2 separate regions of the Homo sapiens genome follow, and region 1 is linked to region 2. Evidence: chromatin contacts called from ENCODE Hi-C or POLR2A ChIA-PET data. All regions are on one chromosome and are shown on one strand. The core of a region is the stretch at or near the end of the contact, and the rest is flanking DNA. Distances in the headings are between cores, read along the strand shown. Region 1 overlaps LOC124902544 (a long non-coding RNA gene). Region 2 has its middle 32 kb from the start of LINC02881.

Region 1 (6,179 bases), core at 2,346-4,845, 49 kb before region 2:
TTGTTTTAATGTTGGGAAAAAATCTGAAATGGTTTTAAGCAGACTATGAGATCGTGAGGCTATTTGTCTGAGTTTATTCACTGGGTGACTTTGAACCTGAGCCTCCGTTTCTTCTATCTATAAAATGGGGATAGTAATTCTGCACCATGAAGCTTTTATATGGAATAAATAAGCTAAAGTAAGTAGATCCTTAAATCCCTGCTTAGGGCTGCAACTAGGGTACAGCCAGGCAGACACCACCCTCCCAGGGCCCAGCATTTAAGAGGCACACATTCTCAGGAGCTGACCTTGCACCCCTACTACCCTAAGCAGGAGCACTTCCTTAAGTGACATCCCTTTCTTGGTCCTGGAGCTGCTCCTGGCATTGGTAGGTGAGGAAATTCATTCTTTACCCTGTCTTCCTTACTTCTCCCTAATCAAGCTGAGTTGTCTTTCTGTATGAGTAGTTATTTCCACAAATCACCTTTCTTTCCTTGTAGTGACACACACACCAGCATTATTATTGTTTCAATCAGGAAGCCACCCTCCCATGCCAGAACTATCTGCATGCAGTTTCCACACAGTAGGCAGCTTTTACTGGGGCTCTAGTCATCTAGTTTTCCACAGTAACCCAAAGGGTGCCCTAGTGTAAATGCAGCCTCAAGCAGAGTCTCTCCAGGAGAGACATGTGCCCTCCCACTTCTGGAACATTTGTCATTTTCTCCAGACACAGCACTGGGATTGTTGCCAAGGCTTTGGCAGGACTCTGTGCAGGGTCTTAGACATTATACTTGTGCCCTCAGCCCTGTGCTAAGCACCCTCACCCCCCACCAAGGCCTTGACTGTTTTCTAATTGTTGGATGGCAAGTAACTCGGCAGCCACTTCTGAACTGTCAGTCAGCCCCAGACTGCTATAAAATTGCTTAATGATATTTGGGTTCTTTGGGAGTTGTTGAAGTGTGGAGCTGTAATGAAGCAGCCACTGGCTGCCTAGTGAAGGAGAGGGTCAAGAAGTGGGTCAACCATGGAGGCCAAGGACTTGGCTCCCAGACTGGGGGAGGTGGCTCAGAGCTCCGCCTCCAGGTTCAAGGGATTCTCCTGCCTCAACCTCCTGAGTAGCTGGGATTACAGGGATGCACCATCATGCCCAGCTACTTTTTGTATTTTTAGTAGAGACAGGATTTCACCATGTTGGTCAGGCTGGTCTCGAACTCCTGACCTCAGGTAATCCGCCTGCCTTGGCCTCCCAAAGTGCTGGGATTGCAGGCATGAGCCACCGCGCCCGGACTGGATCCCATATTGGACACTGGGCTGCAGAGTTCTAGATTCCGTATGTCTCCTCAGGTAGAATCTCCACACTGCAGCCTCTGGCCAGAGGATGTAAAAGATCCAGACAGACCTGGCTTTCTGGCTGCTGCATAACAGCATGTTCATTTGAACGAGTGGCTTGAGCATGCCAGACCTGGGTCTTTCTCATCTGTAAATAGAGTAGTACATCTATCTCAGAGATATGTTATAAGAACTCAGCAAATTGCTGAAGCCCAAGTCACAGATGCATAATGAGTGAGTGTCAATTACTATTCTCATTAGTAGCAGTAGTACTCTTACAAAAGTCAGTTACAAATCTCAGAGACCATAGGTCTATATTGTAAGTGATGACTTGCGGATGTTGTAGAAGAGTTGGGAGTGATGTTTGGGATCATCCCATCCCAGCCATTCACTAAACTAGGAAGCTGAGGCCAGAAAGCAGGACAGAGCAGACTCCCCATACCCAACCTCCTGCTCCCCAGCACTCCTCCACCTCAAGGACACATCTAGGCCTCAGCCATCACTGCAGTATAGTTTCCAGTGCAATGAAAATGCTACATCTTCTCTCTCCTTAAAAATATATAGTAGTAAATAATATGTCTTATATATTTAAAATACTCATTATCTCCTATAGGATCCTTGTCCTACATACCATACACATCACACACATATTCAGGCACAGCCTGAGGAGGTGGGTGTTCAGCTGTATTAAAAACAAAAGTTGTAAGAAAGAATAATAGTGTGAAATCAGTGCAGGACTATTTATGATTAATATCAGGAAGCCCTTGTTAAGAATGCCATGTATTCTTAGACTAAAATACCCTCTGCAGGGACATGGGGAAACCCCATGACTTGAGACACTTCTGCTGGGACAAGGCATGGCTAAGCACAAGAGAGGAACAAAGCACCCGCCGCCTCAGGGGACCATCAGAGACAAAGCTTGAGTCCCAGGCTCCTTTCTGAGTCAGGAGTGCATAGAGTGGTTGTTTGAGAACTGAGTGTGCCTCTGTGTGCAGTCGTGGGACCTCAGTGTCCAGCCTGCCCAGCAGAACAACAGGCTTAGAGACCAGGAGAGGCAATGACAGGTGTTCTGTCAAAACCGCCCAGCAGGGCAGCAAGACGCTAGTGCAATTACTGGGCTGCACATCAGGGAAATGTGGTGGACTTAGTGTCTCTGGATTTCTGTAAGGCATGTGACAAGGTGACACGAGGAAGCTTTTTGATCAATTTAAAGACAATAGGTTAAGATCTTCATGGGCTCCTCATAAAAGCCTTGGTAGTTTGTCAAGCAATCTTTCACAAAGGGGAAAGGGGCTGTGCAGCCTCTTTACCGGAATATGAAGCTGGATTTCGGTATTTTAACAGCACTAGGACATACGAAGGCTGCCTGTCAAACTCACTAATTAGATGGATCTGGAAGCCATTACAGATATATTGGATATTTAAAAACATCACCATCCCAAATGATTAACATAAATGAGAATTATGGACGTGGTAAGCCAGGATGAACTTTAGTGCAGAAACTGAAGATACACCCTTAGACTGAACAGCAATAATAGCAGCTGTCTGGCACTCGTTAGGAATTAAATGTTCGCTGGATGGATTCAGGGATGGGATTACTTAGTAGAACATATGAAAATGAATAAAAATTGAACCTAAACTCAGAGCGCATGAGAAGTGTGAAGATTCTGGCACATCGACTGCTGTGACCTCTGCCTGTGTGTCTGAAGGCCAGCGGTTAGAGTCCCGCAGGCGACGTCCCGTCCTGTGCAGTGGGCAGACCCTACCTGCAGGCTCAGGTGTACTCCTGGGCACCACAGTGGAGAAGGGACTCTGTAGATGGTTTGTGTCCTAACGTGAGTCATCTGAATGGTGACGCTACATCATACCACAATGATTGGAGGGCCCGGGGAGGTTTGGGCAGAGCAGAAGAACTGGGGTTAGGTGGTGCTAATGCTGTGTTGAAATGCTTTAAGTGCTGTCATGAGAAGCTAAGCCCTTTGCAGGCGAGACCTGGAGGGCAGAGGTAGGACAAATGGAGTGAGCGACAAAGGGCTCAACATAAGGAAGCTGTTTCTAATGGTCAGCGTTGACAGCAATGCAGTGGACTGCTTGTGAGCTCCCCATCACGCAAGTGTGCAGGCAGAGAGGCTGAACCGCTGCTTTCTGCGATGGCAGAAGGCGATATCACGTGGGCGTGCGGTCAGCAGGGCGCGTGCTCCCCCTCCTGTGGTGGAGCCTGGAGGCAGCCGCCCGCCGGCCGTGGCCGGTCCAGCAGAGGGCGCGCTCCGAGCCGCGCGGGCAGCGGGTGATGCAGGCAGGGGAAGCGCGGGCCAGGCAGGAAGCATACAGCGCAGGCCGCGCAAGGGCAGAGACGTCCTCACCTGGCCACCGCAGCCGCGCAGACCCCGCAGGTAGCCGCGGCGGAGCTGAGCGAAGGACATGGCGGTGCCCACGGGTGCCGGGGCCGCGCCGGAGTGCACTGGACCAGCCGGCCCCGCGCACCCTCCCCTTCTCCATGCAGTCCCCCAGGGGCGTGCAGCATCACCGCCCCGGGTTCTCACCTTCCCCTCCGCCTCTGGGGCTTTCCCTTGCACCTTTCTGGCGGGCCGCTCCTGGCCTGCCTGCCTCTCCCACGCTGGGCCTGCGCACACCCGCTCATCCTCGACCTAGGATGGAGAGATGGGCACACAGGCAGGGGCCCGAGGGCCTTTCTCGCCCTGCCCTGGGGAATCCGCCCTCAGGAATGGGCCGCGCGGGGCTCCGTGTGCATCTGTTGGTGTGTGATGAAGGGAAGCCCAACCTGCCCTGGTTACGAAAAACATATATTTTAGTGCCAAATCTCTCTGGTTTCCTGAGTGGCTTTTCACCTTCACACGTCATAGAGCGAACACTGCTCTACAGGGTTTTGTGGAGGGAGGGATGGCGCTGTTAGACTCAAATGCCTACTTCCCCTGGGGTTAGCAAATTCAGTAATCTTGGGCGATCTCCCCACAGTAGAAAAAGGTTAAAAAGTGGAAAAAAGAAAAAGACCACCACACTTGACCTTCCAGGGCCAAATCTCCGGTCTCTCAGTCACACCAGGCAGCCAACCTTTCACAGAGATACCGGGACATTGCTTGGGCACACTTCAGCTTTATGAAACAAGGACATTCCCCTCTATCCTCCTGCTAAAGTCCGCCCCGCCCCTCAGCCCCCTCACTTCTGCCACCGCCATATCCCCGCTAGACAGCTTCCGCTGACAAGCCAGCCTAGGGCCACCCTGCTTCGGAAGCGTGTGGGCCCTCCAGGCTTCCATCTGCGGACTGCACATCACAGGGAGGGAGTGTTCCGCACCAGGCAGGGTGAGTCCACAGTGGCTGCACCTGGGGCCAGAGGCCGAATGGGAGGGTGGAGTGCTTACGGTGCGCACCTTCTCCTGGTCAGGGGGCGGGGAGCCGGCTGATGCTGCCCCCGCGTCCCCAGCCACCTTTTGGCTTTCTGAGATGGTTAATTTTAGGTGTCAACGTGACTGCGGTGAGGATGCCCAGATGGCTGGTAAAACATTATTTGTGAGTGTGTCTGTAAGGGCGTTTCTGGAAGAGATGAGCATTTGAATCAGTGGACTGAGTAAGAAGGTCCACCCTCACCAATGTAGGTGGCACTGGTCAACCTGTTGGGGGCCCAGAGAGAACAATGGGGCAGAGGAAAGGTGAATTGTCTCTCTCTTCTGGAGCTAGGACATCCACCTTCTCCTGCCCTCAGACATCAGAGCTCCTGGTTCTGAGGCCTTTGGATTCTGGGACTTACACCAGTCCCCTTCCTCCCTGGATTTTAGGCCTTTGGACTGGCCTGGACCTGCTTCCAGCTTGTAGATGGCGTGGCCTGGAATTTCTCAGCATCCATAATTGAGTGAGCCAATTCTCACAACAGCTCTCCTCATCCAACTATATCTGTATATCCTATCGTTTCTGTTTCTGTGGAGAAATCTGGCTTGCTCTCTCTCCCTCTCTCTCTCTCTCCCTCCCCCCGCCACCTCCTTCCCTCCCTCCCCCTCTTTAATATAAAACCACGTGGATTACTCTTCCAAAGTCACTCTGATTATTTGGGCCATATGATCTTTTCAGTGGATAAACTGTCTGTTTATGATTGAAAGAGGCCACAATTCACAGGACTTTGCTTGTTACAAACTCACTTTATTTCATTTTTCTAGGCAGCCAGCAGCCCCAGATGAGCAGCAACACAACTCTTATTTGTACCTGGCTGAGCAGCACGGCCGCATATGCTTTGCCATTCCACTTCCCAATGGCAGAGCCATGTAAACTGGAGCCTGGACCAGGGGAGGGGAGATGCAGTCAGTGAGAGGGATCCAGGACAGGCCTCCAAAGCCAGCTGCCTGCCAGCAGGGTGGGGACACCCATGAAAATCCAAACTGCCCGCACGGCTTCCATCATAACAAGCTATCCCTGATTGTAACACTTGATTCTTGGAGGGAAAAAGAGCAAACAAATCACCCAGCTGCAAAACTATACTTTTAAACAAATTGTCAAGTAGACAGTTTGGAAGATTTCTGCCAACCATTCACTGGAAAAATGAGAAGAAAGCTGATGGGCCCCAGATTTTTTTTTTAATAGCAGAGTGTTCTTGTATGTGTTTGTGTTATGAAAATTTAGCCAAGCTAGGTAGGTTCACAGAGAAGGCTGCCACTCTGCTTCCCTGTCCCAGGTTGACACCTTTACTGTCTTTTCCTGTTTCTAGGCTTTATCTAATTACCATATTGCCAGCTGGTTGACTGAAACTATTATTAACATTGAAGTGATAGCAACCAAATATCAGCCAGGATGCTAAGCTTAACCCTGCCAGTTGCTTAGAGATCCAAAATGTTGGCGTGGGAATTAGCTTGTGATAATGAA
Region 2 (5,872 bases), core at 852-3,351:
TCTGGAAGATGCTTACTAATGCATCCCAAATTTAGCACTCCTGCAAGGCTCAGACTGGGGCTGATTAATGCATCATAACTTTCAAATTAAAGGCAGAAATGCTCCATCTTCCTCCTGTATCTACACAATTACTCTGTAGATTGCTTGCAAGGGGACATCAAAAGGGGAAAAAAAAGCACCAACCTACGACATTGTAGTTGGGATTGTCACTTCCTAAAATAAAATGCTCATTTGCCTTACGTAAGTCCATTATCACCCTGTGCAAATTCACTCTAGATGTTAGAATGATTAGCCATTGTTCATCTCCACATTGGGTGTATTAACACGGTCCCACTACACGCACTGTCCAGACTGTGTTGGTTTAAAGGAAGTCCACAAGTTCTTGAACACGCTCTTCAATAGGCAGACCCCTTCCCTGACATGTGGGTGGCCTTAGTGACTAACTTCTGACAAACAGAGAAAAGGCAGAAGTGATGGGGTGCAACTTCAGGGAATGAGTGTATTCATTTTCTGTTGCTGCATGATGAATTACCAGGAACTTATTCTAAACTTCGCAAATGTATTATATCACAGTTCTCTAGATCACAGGTGCCGTATGGGTGGTCTTCTGCTCAGGGTCCTACAAGGCTGAAATCAAAGTGCTGGCCAGGACTGAGATCTCAGCTGAGGTCTGGGGCCCTCTGCCAAGCTTAACAGGGGCTAGGAACACTCTCAGCTCCTAGAGGCTGCTCTTGGGGTCTTGGCACCTGGAACCCTCCATAATATGACCCTTCGCTTCTTCAAGGTCAGCAGGAACTTCCTTGGCTTCAAATCCTTCTGATCCATTTTAAAGGATCCCCTGATTAGATCAGGCCCACCTAGGATAATACTTCTGATTAACCCAATGTCTACTGATCACGGATCTTGATTGTAATATTCCTTCTGCTGTATAATGTAACATAATCATGGGGGTGAGATCGCACCATTTGTGTAAGTCCAGCTCACACTCAAGGGAAGGGGATTGCACAGGGTGTGTACGCCAGGGGATGGAATGTAGGGAACCATCTCAGAAGTCATCAGGATCTCCTGCTCTGGAGAAAGCCAGCTGCCATAAAGTGAGGACACTCAAGCAGCCCTGTGGAGAAGTCTACATGGATGGAAGGAGGTCTCCTATTAGCAGTCATCCAGAACCCAAGGCCTCCAGCCAACAGCCATGAGGGAAGCCATCCTGAGAGCAGGTCCTCCAGCCCCAGTTGAGCCTGCAGATGATCCAGCCCCAGCCGACGTCCTCACTGCAACCTCTTGAGAAACCAGAGCCACAACCACCCAAGTGAGCTGCTCCCAGATTCCTGATCCTCAAAGCCTGTGTGAGATAATCAATTTTTTCTGTTTGGAGATGCTATTTTCTAAGGCAACTGGTTGCACAACAATAAATAACTAATACACAGCCTTTATTCACTAAAAGAGTAATTAATAACCATGGGAAAAAGGTGCATCGAAACATGAGAAGAGAAATCCCAGCAAAGGTGCCTTCTTCCCCTCTCTATCTTCACAGGCAGAGCTCAACTCTGGGCCTTGTCACACCCCCAGTTATGCTGTGGTCACCACTGGATCCCTTCCACCTCTGTAAGGGCGCTGAGCCATCCTCCCAAACCTCCAGTCTCAACCCAGTGCCCTGCTGCTTCATCCCAAGTTTCTCCCCAGTGTTTTCCCTGGTTCAGACTCATAACTCATTCTACTCCAAGTGCCAAGCTCTCCAGCCTGAATGCCCTTCTCTGGACTCATTGCTTTTCTTGCAGTGGCCTTGTCCCTGCTTGTGCCTTCAAGCTGGGCTGTGAGCTGGGGCTGGCTTGAAGGCCACTCTCAGCCTCCAAGGGGGTGCAGCTGGGGCTTCTCGGCCCTGGGCTTAAGGCCATGGCTACAGTCAAGCCATTTCCCAGTAGGAAGTAAAGCACTTAAATCTGGGTTGTTTTCTTCTCAAGCTGTAAACTCAGCACTAGATGACAAATCGCAGCACCCCCACATCCTGCCTGCCTGGCCTCCCACGCCTCACTCACGTGGCAATCTCCAGATAGTGATGGGGATTCCCGAGGGCATGCAGGGGCCAGATGCCCACTTGTGCCCTGTGCCTGGGTGAGTGAGGTGTGCAAGGTGGGCCTCTGTTCTGCTGCCAGCCCAGCCAATGATGGCAAGGACAGAGGGTTCAAAGCTCTGACCCCCATTGTAAACAGGGGGCAGAGGAGCCGCCCACCTGAGCAGCATCAGATCCATGCAAAGTGCCAGGTGGAGGTGAAACACAGCCAGCGACACGACTGTTGGTATTTCGGGTCAACTCACCTTGAGCTGGAGGGAGCAGTCAGCCTCCAAGAAGGCACGACGTGACACAGTCCAGACCCCTTGCCCGCCTCTGCTGGCCGTGAGTAATTGGCACTAAACACGGGATGCGTCTGGGTTTAATCTAATCTGAGCTCAATTACTTGACTCCGCTGATGGAAACCCGCCCAGGCTCCAGTGCTTCAGTGAAGAGGGCGCTGAGGTCGCCTGCTCACTGCAGCCTGGGGTCCTGTTCCTTCTGCTGGTGCAGGTGTGCAGCTCTGATACGCAGCGCCTGATGGGACTGCAGGGACAACTCCAAGAGCAGGGTTCTCTAGCTCACTAGGCTTCTGCACTCATTGTTCACCTGAACCCAGGGCACACGTGGGTGTGGGAGGGATGCAGGGGAGACCATGTCCTCAAGGTTTGGTGCCAAGATGGGGGCCCCAAGGCACACACACCTTGGTTGGTCCCTCCCTCATCACTGCTATGGAACAGGGCTTAGCCCACGCACCGGGAGAGGCTCCCATAGAAGCCCTGGGAGAGACCCAAGTCCTGGGAGAGACCCAAGTCCTGGCTCTGAGCCACCCTCTGCTCCCCACTTTCCTTCCCATCTGCGTTTGATTTTCTGAGGCCAGCCTGTATCTCACAGTGGGAGCCATTCCTCTCACTGTACACAGACGCCCTGGGCCTGGCTGGGGAGTCCCTAATCCCACCCCATGAGCCTCTTTCTGCCTTGTCAGGCCCACTTCTAGCCCATGCTGTTGAGGCATCTCTGCTCCATCCAGTCCGCCCTGCACTCAGCAGCTCTTGGTGTGGAACCCATCCAAGTGCGCCCCGGGGCTGTTTGGATGTGTGGGTTCCCGAGTCGGCCTGCCCTCAGCACCCAGCTGCACAGGCTTGGTGGTGGCGGCAGGGTGAGAGCCCTCCCCACTGGGTCTCCTCTGTATCTATGGGAATGGGCTGCGGCTGCCTACAGAGGAGCTCAGCCCATCCCCATCTCAGGGCTCAGGCTGGGTCTGCGGGGCGCAGGCAGGAGAGTATAGGCCAGGGCTTTCCAGCAGGAGGTGAGAAACTCCCACAAGGACACGCTCTGCTGCTTCTGGGCCAAATAGGCACATCTGGGGAGGAATGGGCCTGCTCGCTGGGAATTCCCCCTGAATTCCCTCCGGATGTCACACCTCTGCTCCCCCTGACCCGAGGTTGCCCCCAACACCTCCACTCTGATTTGGAGATTTAAAAGGATGTGCAGTGAAAGGATGATAAAATCCTCTATCTTATTTATTTTTCTCTCAAATTTCTAACTTGATGGCTAGTAAGTTGTCAGTGAGAGAAAGAGAAAATGTATGGTAGACATAATTTTGAATAACAAGTTGAAGCAATTGGGAGCCATCACTGTCATTTGGGACAGCCTTAAGCTCTCTCAATTAGCTGTGTAATTTGGGATAATTTACTCAACCTCTCTGTTCCTCAGTTTCCTCATCAGCAAAATGTGGAGATAACAGCGCCTACCTAATTGGGATGCTGTGAGGATTGAGAGAATACACAGAAACAGCTTAGAACACTACCTCAATTGTTCTACACACACCTGAGTTGGCAAGTGTGTGAAGTAACCTCCTCCGAGTCCTGGACTGTGGACAGTGATGCCACCTTTTGGCACAACTCCCCTAGAATTTAAGGAGACCAAGACATTGTGAAAACCAAGTGTCTCCCACCTTGCCAGGACCTATAAAGTCAAGGGCGGTGCTGGCATATTTTGTTCCTGTGACAGGGGCTGATGAGGTCACTGTGGGAATCACAGCAAGTCCAAGTCCATGAGGCTTAGGGAGAAGGCTGTGCATCACCCTCATGGGCCGGGAGCTCCAGGAACAGCTTTCCCAGATTTACGCTGAGGGAGTCCTGAATCCAGGAAGGAGGTTCCATGGCCACCTGGCACCATGTGTCAATCTCCCAGGTCTGTGAGTACTCTGGTCTCAGCCAGCTGAGGAAGCCGTGGGTCAACATGAAAATGCACACCCAGGAAGCCATCTGCCCCAAGGAGTGAGTAGCTGCTGGACTAGTCCTCTCCTACACATGGCTGATACCAGGTGATCTGTGAATCTGGCGTCACATGCTCCCTCAATCCCGGAGCCATCCTGTGAAAGAAATGGGCCAAGGTTCAAAGGCCATCTACAGAGAGGACCTCCCCCTGGGCCCCAGGAGCCCTGTGCTCTCTGGCAGGCACAACCTAGTACTCATTTCAAAGGTGTGGAAACAGTCTGGGAAGTTATGTGACTTTTCATCCCCATGAGCGGGGGATCTGTTGACAAACCTGTTTTTCCTCTCATCTGTGCTCTCTTTGTTGGTTGATGTCGAGGGGCAGGGTGACTCTTTGGTCCCCTTCCCCCATTCCAAAGATCCCCTGCAGGAAGAGGAGAGGAAACAGCATATGCTGTCTCAGTGCAGGCTGCTATTACAAAACTATCATAGACTGGGAGGCTTAAACAACAAACATTTATTTTTCACTGTTCTGGAGGTTGGAAAGTACAAGACAAAGGCACCAGCAGTTTGGTGTCTGGTGAAGACCTGCTCCCTGGTTCACAGATGGCGCCTTCTGGCTGTGTCTCCACATGGTGGAAGAGATGACCAAGTCCCCTGGGGTCCCTTTATTAAGGGCACTAATCCCATTCATGAGGATTCTTCCCTCACGACCTAATCATTTCCCAATGGCCCCACCTTCAAATACCATGGCATTAATACCTTGGGCATTAGGATTTTAACATATGAATTTGAGGGATACAAACATTGGGTACATACCACATGCTGACACCATTTGCCATGATGCAGTCACACTCAGTACCTCCCAAGTATCATCTGCATACACCTGGCTGAGGAGAAAACAATTAGAAAGGTAACACCAGGGGCCCTCCTGGTGATGGAACTGCTCTGTATCTCGACTGTGGCAGTCACATGATTGGACACATGATAAAATTGCATGGAACCAAACACACACACACAAATGAGTGCATGTGAGCCTGATGAAATTTGAATAAAGTCGATCCTTGGATCAATGTGAATTTCTGGTTATGACAGCTATTCTTATGTAAGATGTTACCACTAGGGGAAACTGGAGAATCTCTGTAATATTTCTTACCACTGCATGTGAACCTACAACTCTCTAAAAATATTTTTTAATTGAAAAAAATTAATTCTCACACTCCAAAGTGCATTTAATTTAAGCTACTTTAGTAAATAGGCAGCTGAAGCCCAGGAGGGGCTCCTCCGTCTTTGCTGCTGTCCCCTCCTGGCACCTGTGGCTGCAGGTGAGTGCCAGGAGGAGCATTTCAACAGGGGGAGCCCCGGGGAGAGGGCTGGGCTGGGACTTGCTAATGCTGGTCTTCAAGGAGAACCTAGGAGTGAGTCAGGGCTGGGAGTGAGTCTGCAGGAGGAGCCCTCTGGAGGCCCAGGGGTACCCATGTGGGAGCTGTCTCTCAGCTGGGCAGAGACCTGGCTCCAGTCCCATGGGGGCAGAAGAGGTGGACAGCACAATCTCCTTCAGTCCAGCTGGTGGCCAGTTCTCTAAACCCTCTGATAAAGAGAG

Evidence for each region. A loop is a pair of places that touch in the nucleus more often than their neighbours do. ChIA-PET counts read pairs that join two places held with the same protein, here RNA polymerase II (POLR2A). Pooled maps may share reads with other maps.
Region 1: a loop to region 2 is called in a map of right cardiac atrium, with 3 times the contacts of the local background. The contact joins two enhancer-like sites. A Hi-C loop is called at or near these places in 1 of 168 maps with a recorded cell type or tissue (right cardiac atrium), 11 of 37 single-sample maps with no recorded cell type and 4 of 50 pooled maps. POLR2A ChIA-PET finds 5 or more read pairs at or near these places in 2 of 52 experiments (both WTC11).

What each region holds. Positions count from the first base shown.
Region 1 is chr10:44,308,572-44,314,750 of GRCh38, reverse strand. All of the region lies in intron 1 of LOC124902544 (a long non-coding RNA gene), which reads left to right. Among named protein-coding and RNA genes, the nearest start is that of LINC02881, 19 kb to the right of the region's middle. RefSeq lists enhancers at 1,985-2,154, 3,434-3,936 and silencers at 3,523-3,852, 4,697-4,866. Within about 2 kb of position 3,595, at least 6 of the 41 ENCODE cell types and tissues checked have a DNase peak (open chromatin) inside an H3K27ac peak, as active enhancers do.
Region 2 is chr10:44,258,040-44,263,911 of GRCh38, reverse strand. No RefSeq gene overlaps it. Among named protein-coding and RNA genes, the nearest start is that of LINC02881, 32 kb to the left of the region's middle. RefSeq lists enhancers at 1,707-1,836, 1,937-2,016, 3,027-3,086, 1,075-3,259. Within about 2 kb of position 2,101, at least 6 of the 41 ENCODE cell types and tissues checked have a DNase peak (open chromatin) inside an H3K27ac peak, as active enhancers do.